Linked DNA regions of Homo sapiens: region 2 is linked to region 1. Evidence: chromatin loops called from intact Hi-C (ENCODE). Cell type or tissue: HepG2. All regions are shown on one strand. Each heading gives the region's core, and the rest is flanking DNA. Links, peaks and the distances in the headings are about the cores only.

Evidence for each region. A loop is a pair of places that touch in the nucleus more often than their neighbours do. Peaks named below come from ENCODE experiments on the same cell type or tissue, not always from the same donor. Only the 100,000 strongest peaks of a DNase experiment are listed, where the experiment ranks them.
Region 2: a loop joins it to region 1, with 7 times the contacts of the local background. A loop is called at or near these places in 3 of 110 quality-filtered maps.

The regions. Positions count from the first base shown.
Region 1 is chr18:37,532,929-37,541,251 of GRCh38, forward strand. The region is part of intron 1 of CELF4 (CUGBP Elav-like family member 4); the gene reads right to left. Among named protein-coding and RNA genes, the nearest start is that of CELF4, 29 kb to the right of the region's middle. RefSeq lists enhancers at 821-1,321, 7,578-7,872. In HepG2, for the core only: a CTCF peak has its summit at 5,130 (motif pointing left); no DNase peak of the experiment used is centred there; H3K27me3 peaks cover 7,123 bases.
Region 2 is chr18:37,318,446-37,326,768 of GRCh38, forward strand. CELF4 (CUGBP Elav-like family member 4) reads right to left here. Exons shown (of 13, transcript NM_020180.4): 3 at 3,358-3,436. Among named protein-coding and RNA genes, the nearest start is that of SNORA111, 140 kb to the right of the region's middle. RefSeq lists an enhancer at 4,583-5,119. In HepG2, for the core only: a CTCF peak has its summit at 4,183; a DNase peak (open chromatin) is centred at 4,186; H3K27me3 peaks cover 2,168 bases.

The sequences.
Region 1 (8,323 bases), core at 223-8,222:
GGGTGCTGGACAATTATTCAGGCACCAAAGTCTTTCTTCCCATCTCCATTATCTGGATATCTCTCATGGAAGCTAAATTTCCCAGAATTATCTGGGTTGTTGCCATTACTGTCTTCTGAGCTTACTGGCGTGGGCGGCCACTTCCAGAACGCAGCCTTCCAGCAAGCTGGCCCAGCCACTCCAGATACCATGCCCTTGAGTTTCAGCCAGGCACGTGGCTGCGGGTACACGGCTGCTTACGCACGAATGTCTCCTTCCATTGCTGGAGAGCTTTGAGTTTTCCTGTCTTGGTTCACAGACATTATCCCACGAGCTTGTCCTCATTTCCCTGAGTGTGAGTAGGGAACCCCAGAGAGGAGACTGGATTTGCTGAGCCACACAGAACCTATTAGACTCTCTTTTGCCTCCACTACGGCAGGTGAGAAATTTGGGAATCCGGAGTTTCTAACATGGAGTCAATGTCTTGGCCCCTCAACCTCCCCAGCAATTGGCCCATACAGCAGGGGGGTGATTTGAGTGGGGGCCCTTCTGATTCAGAGAATAAATCACCTGGTAATTCAGGGGCTGGCTTAAGAACATGGCCATGTGGAGCCCCCAAGCTCATAAAGCAGATGAATTAAAGGGCAACTATTCACATGGCAGAAGGATTCTTTTATTTCTAAAAGGATCCCTTATAAGGCTCTTCTGGTGAGCAAACACAGCACATTTCAAATAAGATTCATTGTAAAATGACAAAAAAGAAGATAATAACAATTTGCATTCACTATTTCGGGAGCAGCTACTGTGAGAATGGAGGCCCACCTGTATATCATCAGAGCTCCTGCATGTCCCTCTCCTGGAGAAAGTGGGGAGCTGCAGAGATGGGGAGAAATTCGGGGGATGGGGAGAAAGGCATTGCCGTGACCAAATCTGTCCTTCTCTGACTTGGAAGGAAACCTTGTCATCTCCACGTCAGGGGAAAGCAGTGGGGTGGTCCTGGAGTCGGGGGCTTGGTTCGGCGGATTATTGGATCCTGGCTCCTTGTGGTGTATGGTGGAGTTATTCCAGAGCCTTGAAGCGCAAATGCTGTGAAGACAGATCTGCTGACCCAGCCAGGACTGTGGACCTGGCCGCTGGGCCCCGATGGATTCCCCGTCTCTCATTCCTTACTGACAGGCTCCTGGGTATTGGCAATATTTGCCTTATGGCATCAGAGCGGCGTTTCCCGTATTCACATAGTTAAATTAGTTAGCTGGATAGAAACCTCAGAGATGATGTATCTAGTTGTCAGTTGTGACTTGGTGCTAATGGCACTACAATTTGGTTACAGTCCTCGCCGTCATTAATCATCGGCCCCTAGCTGGCTGCATACTGGGTGCTGGGGAGGGGGAAGGGCAGGGCTGGCTTGGGCAGAAGGTGTCCAGCACCCAGGCTGGGGCTCTCCCTCTTCCTCTGGGTGGGGCATGGGCTCTGTCACTGGGCAGGCCGCTGTCCCTCGGTCCCCACCGGCACCACTGCACTAGCCCTGCACACCTCTATTTATTAGCATCATGCTACTTATGCTAATAGCAGACCGTACACTATTTCTGAGCATTAACATCTGCTCCAAGCAGCCGACTTTCACTTACAGAAACTGATTTCAGCTCAGTCAAGCAGATAAACAGAGAAATCAAAGCAGGTGGCTAAAAGTGAAGGAGGAATTCTCAATTCCTGCATTCAACCGACGAACTTCACTAAAGCCATAATTAATATTCAGATAACTATATTCCGACACATAGAATAAACAAGATCATTTAAAGGATGCAAAATACATCCCCAGGGCCAGAGGGGAAGAGAGGGAGGGGAAGAGAAGGGAGGGAAGGCAGAGGACTGGGTATGAATGCAGACACTTCCTGCTCTGGCCTATTGTCTGGTCGGTTTCAGCCTTAGAGAAGAGGTGACATGCCTCACAGAGCCGGGTGTTTACAGAACCCCTTCTGAAAGCGAGCAGGGGCTGGGGCTGCACAGCACTGTTCCAGGTCGTGGAACCCTGATGCTGCCAGTAGAAGCAAGAGAAACTGAGGTGCCATGTCCCAAAGGCTTGCGATGTCTACATGGCAGGCTGACGGAAAGCTGTCCTCTGTACTCATTTCCTCACCCTTGAAGCTGTCTGAAGGCATGGCTAGTCCTAGGCACCTGGCTGCCGTGTGGCCTCGGATGGGAGGTGGGCCTCCCTGCACCCAGGTCTTCTCCAACAATAGAACACCATGCTGGAAATCCTCCCTGACTATGGAGGATTAGCTAATTGGTGATTCTGGAATTAAAAATAATGCCTCTGTATGATTTGGACCAGGTGGAATCTGACTCTTTAGATTAAAATCTACATGACAGTACATACCTTATTGGCGTTATTTATTGTCTTTTTGTTGTTTTTCCTAGTCAGTCTTTTCAAAATGTTAAAATAAGACTGAATTCATTGTACGGAACAAATTCTGAAGACAATTGCTCCTGTTTCAAAGAGCAGTGGCCCAGGGATCCGAAGTTGCAGACTTTCCGAGCAGCTCCCAGTCCCCACACAACTCTGAGATCTATATGGCAAAATTCAGGAGCCACCTTTATCATATTAGTCTACAGTGATCATGAGAGTAGCAGGAAGAGTTCACGTAACCCATCACTTGACATGGTACACGCTCCCCTGTGTGCACATGTGGGCCGTTAGGTAATACACGTGTATTACTTAAGAGCGTTTATATGTACTGTGAGCTCCGAAGGGATAGTAAGCAGCCACGTTCTGAACACGGGATTCAAGCCAGCCCTGAGCACCCCTGGGGAAAGGGGCGGCCACCAGGAGGCCAGGCCACAGAGGAGCATGCTCAGGTGAGCCCTGCCATCACAGTGTGGAGATCCCTACTTGGATCCACACTGGCCACGCAGCGAGAGAGAACACGATTCACTTCCTGGTAAAAAGGACCTTGCTAACCTTTCCTGGTCTCTTTTTGGGTTCCTCTAGTCTCGAGGGCCTTGTGGCTGAACAACAAATGTTATTGAAAACTTTAATTCCTGTTTTTGGGGAACATCCATCTCCCTCCCCACGCCCCTGCACATATGTCCTGTTTATGTCTCTTCCTCTGAGGATGGTGCTGACAGTGCTGGGAGCCCAAGTTGCATCCTGGGTGTCATCAATGCTCCTCTGGAACCACTTGCATTGTGGTTGAAATTTCCCCTGACGCCTGGACATTTTTTTGTTGTTGTTGGTTTCCCTGGAAATGACGCTCTCTGAATCACAGCTGTTTGGAGCAATGAGGGGAGGTGGGAGGATACTCCCTGGAGGGGTGATGGGAGGGGTGGGGTGGCAAACAGGCTTTTCCAGGGAAAGCTGAGAACTGCACAGGCCAGAATGGTTGTGGGGTAAGGCTTGTGGTCTTCAGAGTCCCAAGGGACAGGTGTTAGGGCGAATGGTGCATTGGAACCTGAAGGACTGGAAACTCTTTCTTCTCTAGAGTCTGACTCTCTTCTTTGTACTTTCCTGTCTCCCCCACTCCCTCCTAAAAGGGAACTTCCTGAGCAACAGCCATCTTCTCAGCCCTCGGCAAGGGGTCCCCAGCTACAGGTCTATGCAGGGCACCTGTGTGCTGCTCGCTAGCGCCTTTTCTCCACGTTTTTGCCTAATCTGAGCATCACAACATCTGTGTGGGATGGGTGAGGCAGAGATTGCTATTTGCATTTTACAGATGCAGATAGGGAGTGGGGGAGGTGGTGGCCCACCTGAGATGGCACTGTGAGACAGGAGGAGCCCTGGCCCCAGTCCCCAGGCAGCAAGTCCCCGCACATCTTGCACTTGCTCCCTCCCACACTCCGCCATCACCATCACCCCCATCTCCCAAAGCCACAGGCTCGTGTGCAGGCGGCCCAGGCTTTCACACGCTCACATAAAGCTCCCAGGCCTGGAGGGAGGCTTGGAGGACACCTCCCAGTGATGTGAGCTGTGCTCTGCGAAGGGAGAGAGGAGATGCCCCACCTTGCCAGGGGGTGCTGGCTGACTCACTTCACAAGATTCCTACACATAAAGCCAAGGACAGATGTGATCTGATGTAGCACATTCCCTGGGACTGTCCCACAGCACGACTGGCGGGTGTCATAGGTCACCCATCCTCAGCCTGGCTTTCCCGACCCTTCTGGCCACTCAGCCCTTACCTGGGCTTTCTTCTGTGCCCTCGCCTCTTTGTCCCTGGCATTTGCCTCCTCCTCTTGTATTTGTCTTCTCCCCTTACATTTTCTGCTGTGCACTCAGTTATCACCACCTTGATCATGACTTTCATTTGAATCTCCAAACTGTCACTGCCCAAACCAAACATAGGCTGGTTCTCAGAGCAGGAAGAAGAAAAATCGAATTTGGACCCAATTCCTTTGGAGTTTGGGAAATCGCACCCAGGCTGGACTGAAGGGGCCCTGTGTACACGCTGAGAGCCTGGCATTCTCGGAGGAGAATGGTGCTCTCTATCCAAGAGAAAGAGTTCCCAGCAAGTCCTTGGGGGTGTCTTTCTGCAAAAGGGCAACCTGAGTGCTAACTTCAAATGGCCTTTATGATTAAGGCAGGGAGGCCAGTTCCCGGTCGGGTCTCTGTAAAAGGACATGGTTCCTCTGTCATGCCTCTGCAAAAGGACATGAAAATTACAGGTCTTCGGGGACCATTTCAGGCTGCTGTCTCCACCCCAACTCCACATGTGAGCCTGACAGGGGCTGTTTATTTTATTTCCTTGCTTCGCTGTAGGGGTTCAGGGATGAGCCCCGGAGGTGGTGACAGATGGAGACACCCCTCCCTTTGCTTTCTCTGAAAGTAAACTAAAGAAAATACACTCATTTTATGTCCGCCAGACACAAGCTCCTCCTGGGAGAAAACTTTTTTATTCAACCTGAGGTGCCCACCTGATCTGGGAGGGTCTTGGGATTTCTCTCGTCCAACCAGGCCTGCCTCCTTGGAGCCCTACCCTCCACATGGAAGCCGCGGACGTGACTCCCCGACCTGGTGTCCCATCATGGGCTCACCCCACGGGGCTGTGTGATTGGGGCACAGACATTTGTGCCCTGTGCCCCGGAGAGTCCCAGGCGCTGAATCCAGCTCTGGAGGCGGCCGGCTCCTTGGTCCGGGTTGTGCAGTAGTCCTGGTGCCCTCTGCTGGCCACGTCTGAAAACACAGGCGGCCTCTCGCCGCATCGGGCGGACCTTCCGGGAGGCCAGAGGGATGGCGGGGTGGGAGGGCGGCCTCCTCATCCCAGGGGATGGCCCTGGTCTCTCCTGTGTGCACCTCTGAGGCCCTGCTCTCTGTACTGTGTGCCTAGGGATGCATTCCTTTTTCCTTGTCTCTCCATGGAAGAAAGACCTCACACCTGGCTCGATTCTTCACTGGCTGTGTAGCCCTGGGCAAGCTGTCCAACCTCTCTGGACCTTGTTTTGCTCTCTGAAAGGTATCACCCATCTTCAAAGTCCATTACAAATGCCAGTTCCTGTGTGTAATCCTCTCCCGAGCCGTCTTACCTTTGGCTGCTGAGGCCTGGAGCCTCTCTCTCTGGCTCTCGACTCCTTCAGGGCAGAGGCTCCTTCCTCCCTTTTTGCTTTTCTGAATCCCCCAAGCACCCACAACGCTGTCTTTACCCAGAGCAGGCACTCACTCAGCAAATACCTGTTGAATTGATTTGTGTTAAAATGGCTGCCTGGGACTAGTGATTCCCTCAGGTGCCTCCTCTGCTCTGATTCTTTTTCATTCCAATTGTCGCTTGTGGGTTGGTCTCATTCCCAGGTGAGACTTTAGATCCTAGAGGGCAGTGTGAGGGAATAGCTGGCCTGGTGCTTTAGCGAATATAGAAAGCAATTCTGACATTGTGGAGCAGTTACTTACGGGGTTCTCTCTCCCTCACTCAGCAGCACATTTCCCAGAGCCCGACTGGAAGATCCAGGCTGTAAACAACATGCTAAGGCGGGACTCCTGCTCCGTTCCTCCCGTCACCTCCCGTGTGCCTCCCCTCCTGGCACCTCCTCACCCCAGCACCCCTCTCTGCGGAGTCTCCTTCCCTGGCCGGTGGGGACCCCTGCTGCTCCCAGCAGCTCCCTCCCTGCCCCACCCTGCTGCTCTCAGGAAGCAGTGGCAGGCTTGAGAATGAAGCAATCCTCGGTCTCATCAGGGTTCTCAACGCCCTCCCCGACATGACAGACTCTTCTCCAAGGCTGCTCCTGCGCAGCAAACACACTGCCTCTTGGAAACGACAGTAACAGCTAATGTTTATTAATAGCTCACAGTGTGCTGGGAGCCTCTCCGAGAGCTTTGCACATATTATCTCATGTAATGCTTCTAATAACCCTCAACAATGGCTCTGTTATTATCTTTATTTTATAAAGAGAAAGCTGAAGCACAGAGAAGTTAAGCCACTTGCCTAAGGTCACCCAGTTAGAGAGTGGGAGAGCCCACATTCCAAGCCAGACAGTTTGATTCCAGAGCTCTTGTTCCTGACATTCCTTCAGGCAACAGGATGCCTGGGGTGGTGGACAAGGGCTGGGCACCTCTAAGACACACACACACACACACACACAAACACACACACACACACACACGCGTGCACGTGCACACACAGACACACAGCCTAAACACATGCACAGCTGTGTCCCTTGTGCTGTGCGTGTGTGAACATTCCAGTGACAGTCACACATGCCCATGTGTGTGTCTTCACTCATGCACTCTTGTTAGTCAGTGCACACGCAATGCTCTCCGCACTGTTTGATAGAACTTTCTGGCATGCAGAAAATGTGCTATGTAGACAGCACAGACTGCCTACCACTGTAGCCCCTCTTTACTTGTGGCTGTTGAACCCTGGGCATGTGGCTAGTAAAACTGAAAAACGGATTTTTAAATTACATTGGAATAAAGTTAATTTAAATGTAAATGTAAATAGCCACACACCGCTGTTAGCTACCAAATTGGTCATGCTGTCATGGGCTTGCTGTGAGGATGGAGAGAGGTGATGATCAGGTCTCATGTGCAGCGCAGGCCTGGCACATTAGAGAGCTGGACAATAGACATAGCTTTATTAATAACTACCCAATTATAACAGTGCATATGCATTGATGTGTGCGTAGCTCTCCCTGTCTCCACCTAGCCTTGCAGCCAGACACCCCATTATTCTTTACCAGGGCAGTTGAATACCACCCTCCTGACTGTGGGCTCAGACCCCAGAGTATCTCTCAAGGTGACAAGGAAGGAGGGCTTGGCTCTGGAGTGCCTGTGAGAGAAGTTTGGGGTGGGGACCCAAGTGCCTGTCTCACTTGCTGGTACCCAGGAGGATGTGGAGAGGTTGCCTGTGGCCCTAGGGTCCTCCCGTCCACTGGCTCCCTGGCCCCAGCCCAGAGCCTCCCAGGTACCTGGGTGAATGATTACATCTCTCATTTGTAAGTAAAACAGCAGCGTCTCTCTTTGTGTGTTGCTTTTATTGTTTTTTTACTTTAAAACAGGGAAAACGGGCCAGCGGTCTGCCTCAGGCATTTGGTCATGGCTCTGGGGGCCAAAGAGAAGTTCCCAAGGAGCTCTTCCCTTCTAGGGGTTCAGAGAAACGAGCCAGCACGGTCAGGCTGGTGGGGGTGGCTGGGTCGGGATATGTGGGCCACAAGGACACAGATCGTGGGGCAAGCTGGGTGGGAAGGCTCCAGACGCAGCAGTGGGGCAGGGAGGAGGGAGCTCTGCGACCTACATCACCACTGTGAATCTGGCTGACTCACCCCTGGACAGCAGTTCCCGCTCTCCCTGCTGCGTGGAATGCAACCTTGGCATCCTGGGAAAGATGCTCCAAGAAAGGGCAGCAGCAGTGGCCCTGGCAAGGGCTGGAGGGAATGAAGCTACAGCATGAGGGATTTAGGTGGGAGCATGGGAGGGACAGAGCTGGGCTAAGTTCTGTGAGATGGTGCAGGACAATTTGAGGCAGGAGGAACAGTTTCCTTTATCTCATTCATTAATGACAAAGTGAGGGCTGGCAGTGTCAGTGTGGGTGAGCACCTGCCTGGAGGTGGAGTGGGGGCATGGGGAAGGAGGACTCCCAGCATCCTCTGTTCTAGGCTTCACGCATGCATGACCTCATAGTGTGCATCACACAGTCTGTGACCTAATTGATGCTCAGTCCACACTGAGGAGGAACAATAATCACATCTAGGAAGTCTTGTTTAATTTGTTCTATTATAAATGACTTTAAATACCATGACATATTGATGCCTCTCAAATTTATACCTCCAGCCCAGATCACCACTCTGAGCTCCAGGATCATATTCCACCTGCCTTCCTAATGCCTCTCCTTGGACATCTAACAGGCCTCCCGCTCTCAGCAAG
Region 2 (8,323 bases), core at 103-8,102, 210 kb before region 1:
TCACTTCTCCCCCCTTCCCCTTCTCCCCAGAAGTATTTAATGGCTATTAAATTATTTTAAACTAACTTTCTTTTAAAAAAAAAACCACACAGCTTGGTGATAGTGCTGACTCAGGGCCATCTCACTGTTTAATATTGAATATGCAATTAATAGAAAGATGTTTAGGTTTGGCTTTCCCTACACCTCCCCCCCCCCCCACTTTCTACTGCAAGAAGAATAAAAGAGCTGAGTAATCTGGTTTGGGGCGAGTGTTAGCCACAGGAGATATATGGGAGAAAGCCGATGAGGTTAGCATCTTGGAGTCAGAGAGCTATTGCCTCTGAGGCAAGTTCAGGGAGAGAAAGGTTTGAGTTAGAGCCCAGCACGGCCTTGCTGGGCAGAGGGGATTCCAGACATCCCTCTCCAGTGCTGGAGAAAATGGCCTGGACTCTGACCTGCCTGCTCCACACCAGATGGCACCTCCTTATGGCCCTCAGAGGCCTGGGTCGGTGGCCCTTGTTCATGCCATCCCCCCTTCTCAAGCTGTGGGATCTCCCACCTTCAAGACCAGAAGGGCCACCTCCCCTGAGGCCTCTGGCTGCCCCCGCCTGGGGGATCTCCTCTCCGGAACTGCTGCTGGCACCTACTATCCCAGCTTTCCTGCCCATCCATGACAGCTTCCGTGTGTCACTGCCTCCTGGCCGGGCCGTGTGAACTGGGGGCTGCAGGTGAGTCACTGTGTGCCTGGGTGACGGTCTCCAGGAGACACCCCTCGCACTGCTGTGGGCCTCATGTGCCCTGGACGAGGCTGAGTGAGGATGGCACTCCTCTCACTGCCAAGGAAGGGACAGGAGCAGGCAGCACAAACCACATGGGCTTCGCTCACGTGGGCCCCTCACGCCTGAAGCATCTCTAACCCTCAACCAACTGGACCTTGACTACCGGGGTCCTTAGGACCAGAGCACTCCATTGGTGTGAGGAGGTGCGTCTATGCCCTGGGGCATGGGATCCCTTCAGGCAGCCCCAAGACACCAGCCCAAGCCCTAGTGGGTAGGATCTGAGGTCCGGGTTGGGAGGGGGCCTGAGTCCTAGAGGCCTTGTGCCTAAGTCAGTGCCCTGCTGGGGCTGGAGGGCAGAGGCCTGACTGAGGGGATGAAGGAGTGTTCTGAGCAGGCACAGGCCCCAAGGATGAACAGATCACCAGCGGCCACACCACAGCACCCTCCAGGACAACTGGCTCTCCAAATTTGCAAGTAGCTTTCACCTGCTCGACATTTTGCCCTTGATTTCCCGGTAAACTTTCTGAGAAATGAGGGGGAGAGAAATTCCTCGGTTCCTGGCTGATCTAAAGAGCAGGGAGAAACCCAGAGCACTGGGCCTGGGCCTGGGCCTGGGCCAGGGGAGGGTGGTGAACAGGGACACTTGGGCCAGAGCCCAGGGTGTGGCAGGGTTGGCAGAAGCCAAGAGCTCCTGGCTGGGAGGTGGAGGGCAGCTGCGACTGGCTGTCCCATCTTACTACCTGGGCCCTCATGCTGGACACCCCAGCCCTGGCGGGGGGAAGGGTAGGCTGGGGCCACCTTGGAGGCTGTACCTAATGTCACCTTCTCAGGGCAACAAAAGGCCCCAACTCCAGCTGGGCGCGGTGGCTCACGCCTGTAATCCCAGCACTTTGGGAGGCCGAGGCGGGCAGATCACAAGGTCCGGAGATTGAGACCATCCTGGCTAACACAGTGAAACCCCATCTCTACTAAAAATACAAAAATTAGCTGGGTGTGGCGGCATGCGCCTGTAGTCCCAGCTGCTGAGGAGGCTGAGGCAGGAGAATGGCGTGAACCCGGGAGGCGGAGCTTGCAGTGAGCCGAGATCACACCACTGCACTCCAGCCTGGGCGACAGAGTGAGACTCCATCTCAAAAAAAAAAAAAAAAAAAAAGGCCCCAACTCCTTACGCTCCCCTTGGTGGCCTCATGGGTGTTCTCAATTTTTCTAAACCCTTTCCGGGCTGCTCCTGTCTCTGGCGGAAGAGCAGCCAAGGTCTCTCCCATAGTGGGAGGAGGCTGGAGGTAGGAAGCCACCGCCCGTCTGTCCTCTGGGAGTGTCTCACTTCTGTATGGCTGTTTGGCTCACTGCCTGGCTGTGCCTCTGTGGGAACTTGGGCTGGGGGCCCTAGATGGTGGAGAGGACAGAGTCTCTACTCGGGGGTCCTTCACCTGCTCGGAGCCTCCGTTTGGCCCCCTTCTCCGGGGAAGTGGCTGAGAGCTCAGTTCAGAGCAACGTCTGGGCAGGGCCCAGAGGGGATGAGGCTCAGTGTGAGTGCCGGGGACTAGTGATCAAGAAGGACAATGCCCTTCTCCCAAGGAGGTGGGCCAGGAAGAGGGCACCTGGCAGGGGCCTGCACATTCTTCTACCCTATGGGGCTGGGGAGTCTGTTTCTCTCCCACAGGTGAGGTGTGATGGGCTCTGTATCACTGGGGCAGTTTGTTGCAGGAGGAGCTGGTGCCCGGGTAGGGGAGGCCTGATCTTGGATGCTGGATGTATTTTCTTTGCCATGTCCTTGCCTTTCATTTTCTTTTAATGTCAGAGTATGTTTGAATCTCATCTAGGGGAGCCTAGGGCCAGGGCTGTGCCTAGGGTGGGCCCTGGTTAACCCTGTGGCTGGGATGGGGGGGGCAGTACAGACACACAGGCACTGTGCCAAGAGGATGCTGTCACTTGGTGACGGAGCTGCCCCTGGCTGGCCGTCTGCCTAACCCTTCCAGCGGTGAGCCTCAAGGTGCTGCATTCCCTTACTCAGGCTCTCCACGGCCAGTCTCCAGTGGGCTCCACATTCTAGGACAAGCGTCTGTGGAGTGAGGCTGTGTCCTTCCCCTCTGTCCCTTTCCAGACACCTGTCTGACTGCCTGCCTCTATCTCCAGGATCTCTGCCTCAGTGCTGGCCTTGAGTGCCCACACTCCCATGGACCACTCAGATTTGCCTCCTTGGCCTGAATCCTCCTACAGCACAGCTGTGACCACTTCTTGTCTCCCTTCTAACTGCACAAGCCCCATCACGGTGGGGTTTTCCTTGTCCACATCGAGGTGGGCACACCCTTTTGGGTGTTTTAATGGAGGGGAGAAGAATATCCTGGGACATGGCACTTGTTTACTCAGAGACGCATAAACCGCACCGTCTGGAAGACCCCAAACACCCCCCTTCCCTCCTGTCTCTCTCCACACCAGTCACCCAGAGCTCCAAAGCTCTGTCCCCAACCCTCAGCCACGAGATCCCCAGAGGGGCAAGAGGAGGAGGCGGGGAGTCGCTGCATCGCCTTGCTGCGTCGGGAAAAGGAGGGAGGAGTGAGAGGGGGAGGGGGAGGGGCAGAGACAAGTGGGCCCTCACGTGAAGGGGGCTGGCGCAGGCAGCTACTACCTCCTCGGCTCTCGCTGTCCGCAGGCTTCACCTGGATCGGCCGGTTCATCTGCAACAGAGCAGAGGGGGACAGCATTATAGCAGGCCTGCGGGTGAGGGGACAGACACCCAGCACTCAGGTGCACAGGTGAATGCGAGTATACAGACTGCACCCACAGACACGCGCTCCCACAACATGCTGCTGCAAGCACACACACCTTCACCAAAGTGCTGCCCGTCTCCCCTCGACGGCACGGCCCCATGGCCCCATTCTTTCAGGGGGGTGTCTCTGGACAGGAGACTTTGAGATGCCTCCTCCTCCTACTCCGAGCAGCAGCTCCTACTAGCCTTTGATATCAGAATCTGAGGTTGACAGAAATGCTGGCCTGTCCCTCTGTGTCACACAGGCCTTTGTGTCACCAAAGCACACCCTTGGCTCAGCCCTGGTTCACTCAAACATCTGCCTTTATGGAAATGAGCTGGTCACTGGCTGCAGATGGACCCCACCCAGGCCAGGGCATCCAGCTTGATCCCAGCCCGTACCAGCTCGCAGAAGTGGCCTATGGGTCAGGCGTGGCCAAGGCTCTGGGCCGTCCAGCTCCATGGTTAAAGCAGAGCTCAGGGCTGGGGCTCCATATTGCAGCCAGGGCTGTTCTCTCAGGGAGTGCGTGGAGTGGGCACAGCTACTTGTCCCCTGTGGTGTCTGGGTGCCAGGAGGACAGGAGAGCAATGCCTGACTCCCCTAGCCGCCGGCCTCTCTCTTCCCTCTCGGGGATCTGTGTCAATGGCCCATTCAGGGCACTAGGGGTCTCTGGACTCCAAGCATCCCGGGCTTGGCTGCCTGGCTTCAGGGCTCACCGGGAGGCACCAGGGTGGGCTCTACAGCCCGGAGGTCTCAGAGTGGTTTAAGCAACAAACGTGAGGAGGATCACGCCAGCGGATTCTGACCTGATGTCTTCACCAGTGCTTCTGCCCTTACGCACCTCCCTGAGCCCTTCTTGCATCTGCATTTCTCTCACAAACTCAGACTCAGAGAGGTAGTGGGGCAGGTACAAACACCCCCATTTTAGAGATGGAGAGGCTGAGGCCAAGAGGCATTCAGGTGCTTCCCAAGGCCACCACGTGGCAGGACATGGCTGGGAAGTGGGGCCTGTGGGGTGATTTCTGCATGTCTGTCCTGCGCTTTGAGACCTTCCGTTGCCAATTCCCTCCCGTACAGCGGCTGGACCAGCCAGTCACAAGCTTCCTCCTACCTTCTGCTCTAGGACTCGAAGTGAGTTTTGGCTGCGTCAGGACAACTGGGTGGGGGAGTATGGGTGCCTGTGACTCAGCAAGGTGAGCACAAGGCCAGTGGAAGGGCAGAGCCGTGGCCGGGAAGGACAGAGATGGGAGGCAGGACGCAGCCGACAAGGAAGGAGGCACAGGTAGCCAGAGGCAGCAGGGGAGGATGCCAGGGCCAGCCCACCGAGAGGGGCGAGGGTGTCATTGTTCACCACCAGGTCCCCACTTGACATCCCTTATGGAGTTGAGGGGAAGCAAGATACTTTGTTCCCAAGCCCTGGCAGCAGAGAACTCTGCCATGTTACAGCAAATTCCAATCACAGGGAGAAGAAGGAGGAACGTAATGAAGTTCCTGGGTTCCCTGTGAACGAGCTCCTTTCCAGTCTTTGAGGGAAAGATCCAGAAGGCCGCCCAGGCATCTGGCTATGGGAGAGGGGCTCCAGGAGGGAGCCAGGTTGCTCCTGGTTCCCTGTCCAGTACTGTTTGGGACTCAGCATCTCACCCTTTCCTAGGCTGCCATGTCCTCCTGGAATGCCCCGCCCTCCTAGCCTTCCCTTCCCTGAAACCTGTAGCATTCTTCTCCCCCAAACAGGTCTTAAGGACTGACCTGGACCCAGTTCCAGCCCTGATGCTCTCTTGGACAGATTTCTACAGCTTTTCTGCTTATGTAATTTTACAATTCTCTGAGGTAGGGATTATTATATCCATCTTTTCAATGAGAAGAACAAAGCTCTGAGGAGCGGCAGAGCTGGGATTCAGCCAGGATGAGTAGGCACATGAGTGCTACCAACACAACGGCCTTTAGCTTTGTCATATTTTATCTCAGTTGACCTCAGCTGCTCCAGGAGGAGAGGACCAAGGAGGAAGTAAGTGGGAAAAGTACCCATTCCATAAAGGGAGATTGAGGCCAGGTTCTTTGGGCCAGCAAATCAAGCATCTTTTCTGCCTGACCCCCACCCCACAAAATCTGGCCCCACCACCTCTTGTACCACTCCCACCACACATCCTGGCACCTTCCTCCCCCAAGTCCATTCCCTGGGCCTTCAAGCTCCCTGCTGTCCCTCCCAGCCTCCTCCTCTTGACAGTCTATTCATTCTTTGAGCCTAGTCCACTTAGCTTCTGTATGGACTGAAGTGTGTCCCGCCAAAATTCATACAGTGAAGCCCTAACCCCCATTGTGACTGTATTTGGAAATGGTACCTTTAAGGAGGTACTTAAGGTTGAATGGAGTTATAAGAGTAGGGCCCTCATCCCATATGATTGATGTCCTCACAAGAAGAGGAAGAGACACCAGGGATGTGCACACAGAGAGAAAACCATAGGAGGACACAGCGAGAAGGCCGCCATCTTCAAGCCAGGAAGAGAGCCCTCACCAGAAACCAATCCTGCCCACACCTTGATCTTGGGCTTCCAGCCTCCGGAGCTGTGAGAAATACATTTCCGTTGTTTAAGCCACCTGGTCTGTGGTACTTTGCTATGACAGCTCTAGCCAACGAATAAGCCCCCTAGTTCATGAAGCCTGGTTGGTACCCCATTGGGAAGGGTACTACAAGGAGCTCCCTGTTTTCCATTAAAAAGGTACACTCAAGGCTGGAAATTGACTTGCAAGTGGAGGTGGTGCTTAAGTGACCCAGGCCTCCCCAAGGATCCATAACACCCCTGAGAACAGGAACAGCTGCTATACTGATCGCATTGCTAGATCATCACAACTTCTCCTGTGATGTATGCAAATAGATTATCTCTAACTTCAGTCAAGGAAATGGAGTCTCAGATAGGTTAAGAAGTTAGCCTGAGGTCACAAAGGTTGTAAATGGTGATATCAAGATGAACCCAGGACTCCTGACATCTGCCTACTCATTTAAGAGATGCTGGGAACAGGTGGAATGGGCTTGGGATGGTCCAGGAAAGTTCCAAGCAGAGGCCAGGAGTGTGGGGGAAAGAGAGGAGAGCAGGGAGCCAGATGGGGAATTCAGGCTTCCCCTGCAAGGCTGGGAGGAAGGCCTGGCTGAGAAGGGGCAGGCACAGGGGTGTGAACCAGAATCTGTTGGGCTTTGTCGCTCTGTCCCAACGGGGGAGTGAGGCCATTCCTGAGGCAGGAGACTCCATTCCTAGGGCCAGAGCATGCTAGGCAGACCCCACATCCCTAGGGGCCTCATCCTGTGTGGGAGGAAGGCTGGGACCACTGGAGGAGACTCCTTTCCTGGCACCTTGTTTCTGTGTTTTACAGCCAGTCTTCTCTAGTCGGGCCTGAGAGCAGCTGGGGTGAGTCCTGCGGATTCGCCTGGCCAGGATAGAGCTATTTCTGAAATGACGGGTCCCATTTTCCATGGTAAATTAAACTGGGCAAATGAAATCTCCCTGTGTCTGGAGGCTTCCACCCTAGATGCCACCCCAGTTGCAGGCAGCCAGCCCACTGTCCTTGGCATCTGGGCACCTGTGATGCTTTGGCCTAACATCCCTGCTGCAGGAGCCCTCCCAACCAGACGGGCCCTGGATGGTGCAGGCAGACCTCCTCCATGGCGTGCTGTTGGGCTCACCCCTCACACACAGGCCCCTCTGCTTCCCTCCAGTTTTACTGTGGGCTTTCTGACAGCAGGGACATGGAGTCTCATCCAGCCTCCCAGCTGCCTTCAGCCATGGGCTAGGCACCTATGGGGTGCTCTAAACAGATTGGTAAAGGAGAACGGAATTGGTTCCCATGCAGCCATGGCTCCTGGGGTCATTTTCCATGTGCCATTATAATCTGATGGTGGTCAGCATCCAGACAGCCTTTGAGGGGCTTGTCAGAGAGGTGCCGGGCTAGATGGTGAGATAATATACGGCCCTGTGCTTTCTTAATTCTCAGCAGAAATAAAGTGTCAGTCTTGGTCGGGAAGATTTCTCAGCTGGAGCAGGCTCTGTACAGGTGGCCCTGGCCTGAAGAGAAACCTTCCTCCCTCCCCTGGTCCTTGGCCAGCCTCACTCAGCCCTGACTCTGCCCTGAAGAGGGAGGAGGATGGAGCACATCTGTCCTGGGAGAGGAGGCCGGGCCAGGCTGCAGAGATCGGGAGAGAACAAGGCAGAGCATGACGACAGAGCGAGGGGAGAGGTGAAGAGAATGCCGGAGAGGGCGAGGGCAAGGGAGAGCAGAGGGGTCAGGGGAAGAGCCAGGAGAGGAGGGAAGAGCCAGGAGTGAGATCAGGAGGAAGACCAGAAGGCCAGTTGCCATCTCCTTGCCCTTCTTGTAACTTTGCCCCCTGGGACCCTGGCCATGGCCTCAGGACCCCTTTGGTGCTTTTCCTGCCCCCGTCTCTGCTCCTCTGTCAGCTACTCCTCTCCACCAGTGCGCTGTCCTCCCCGGAGGGCCCTGTGGCTTGTGGCTGCTGGGAATCTGGGCTGGGGTGCAGGAGCCTTCCTTGCTGATTCTCTTTCAGAGATGTCCTCAGTGTCCCCATGGAGGCCCTGTGGCCTTCAGTTGGTGTCTTCCTCCAGGTGCCTGAAGGGGATTTGGTGAGCCAGGCCTGCCTTCCCTGGGTCAGGAACAGCTACCTGCAGCTTCCCTGGAGGCTCCTGGGGTCAGTCCTCCGGGGACATCACAAACCCTTGTGGACTGTGTTTCTACTTCCAGCCGGGCGCCCCTCTTAGGGAGCGAGTGGGCCTGGCCCAGATCTGGAGCTGTCTCTGCTCCCACCTGCGG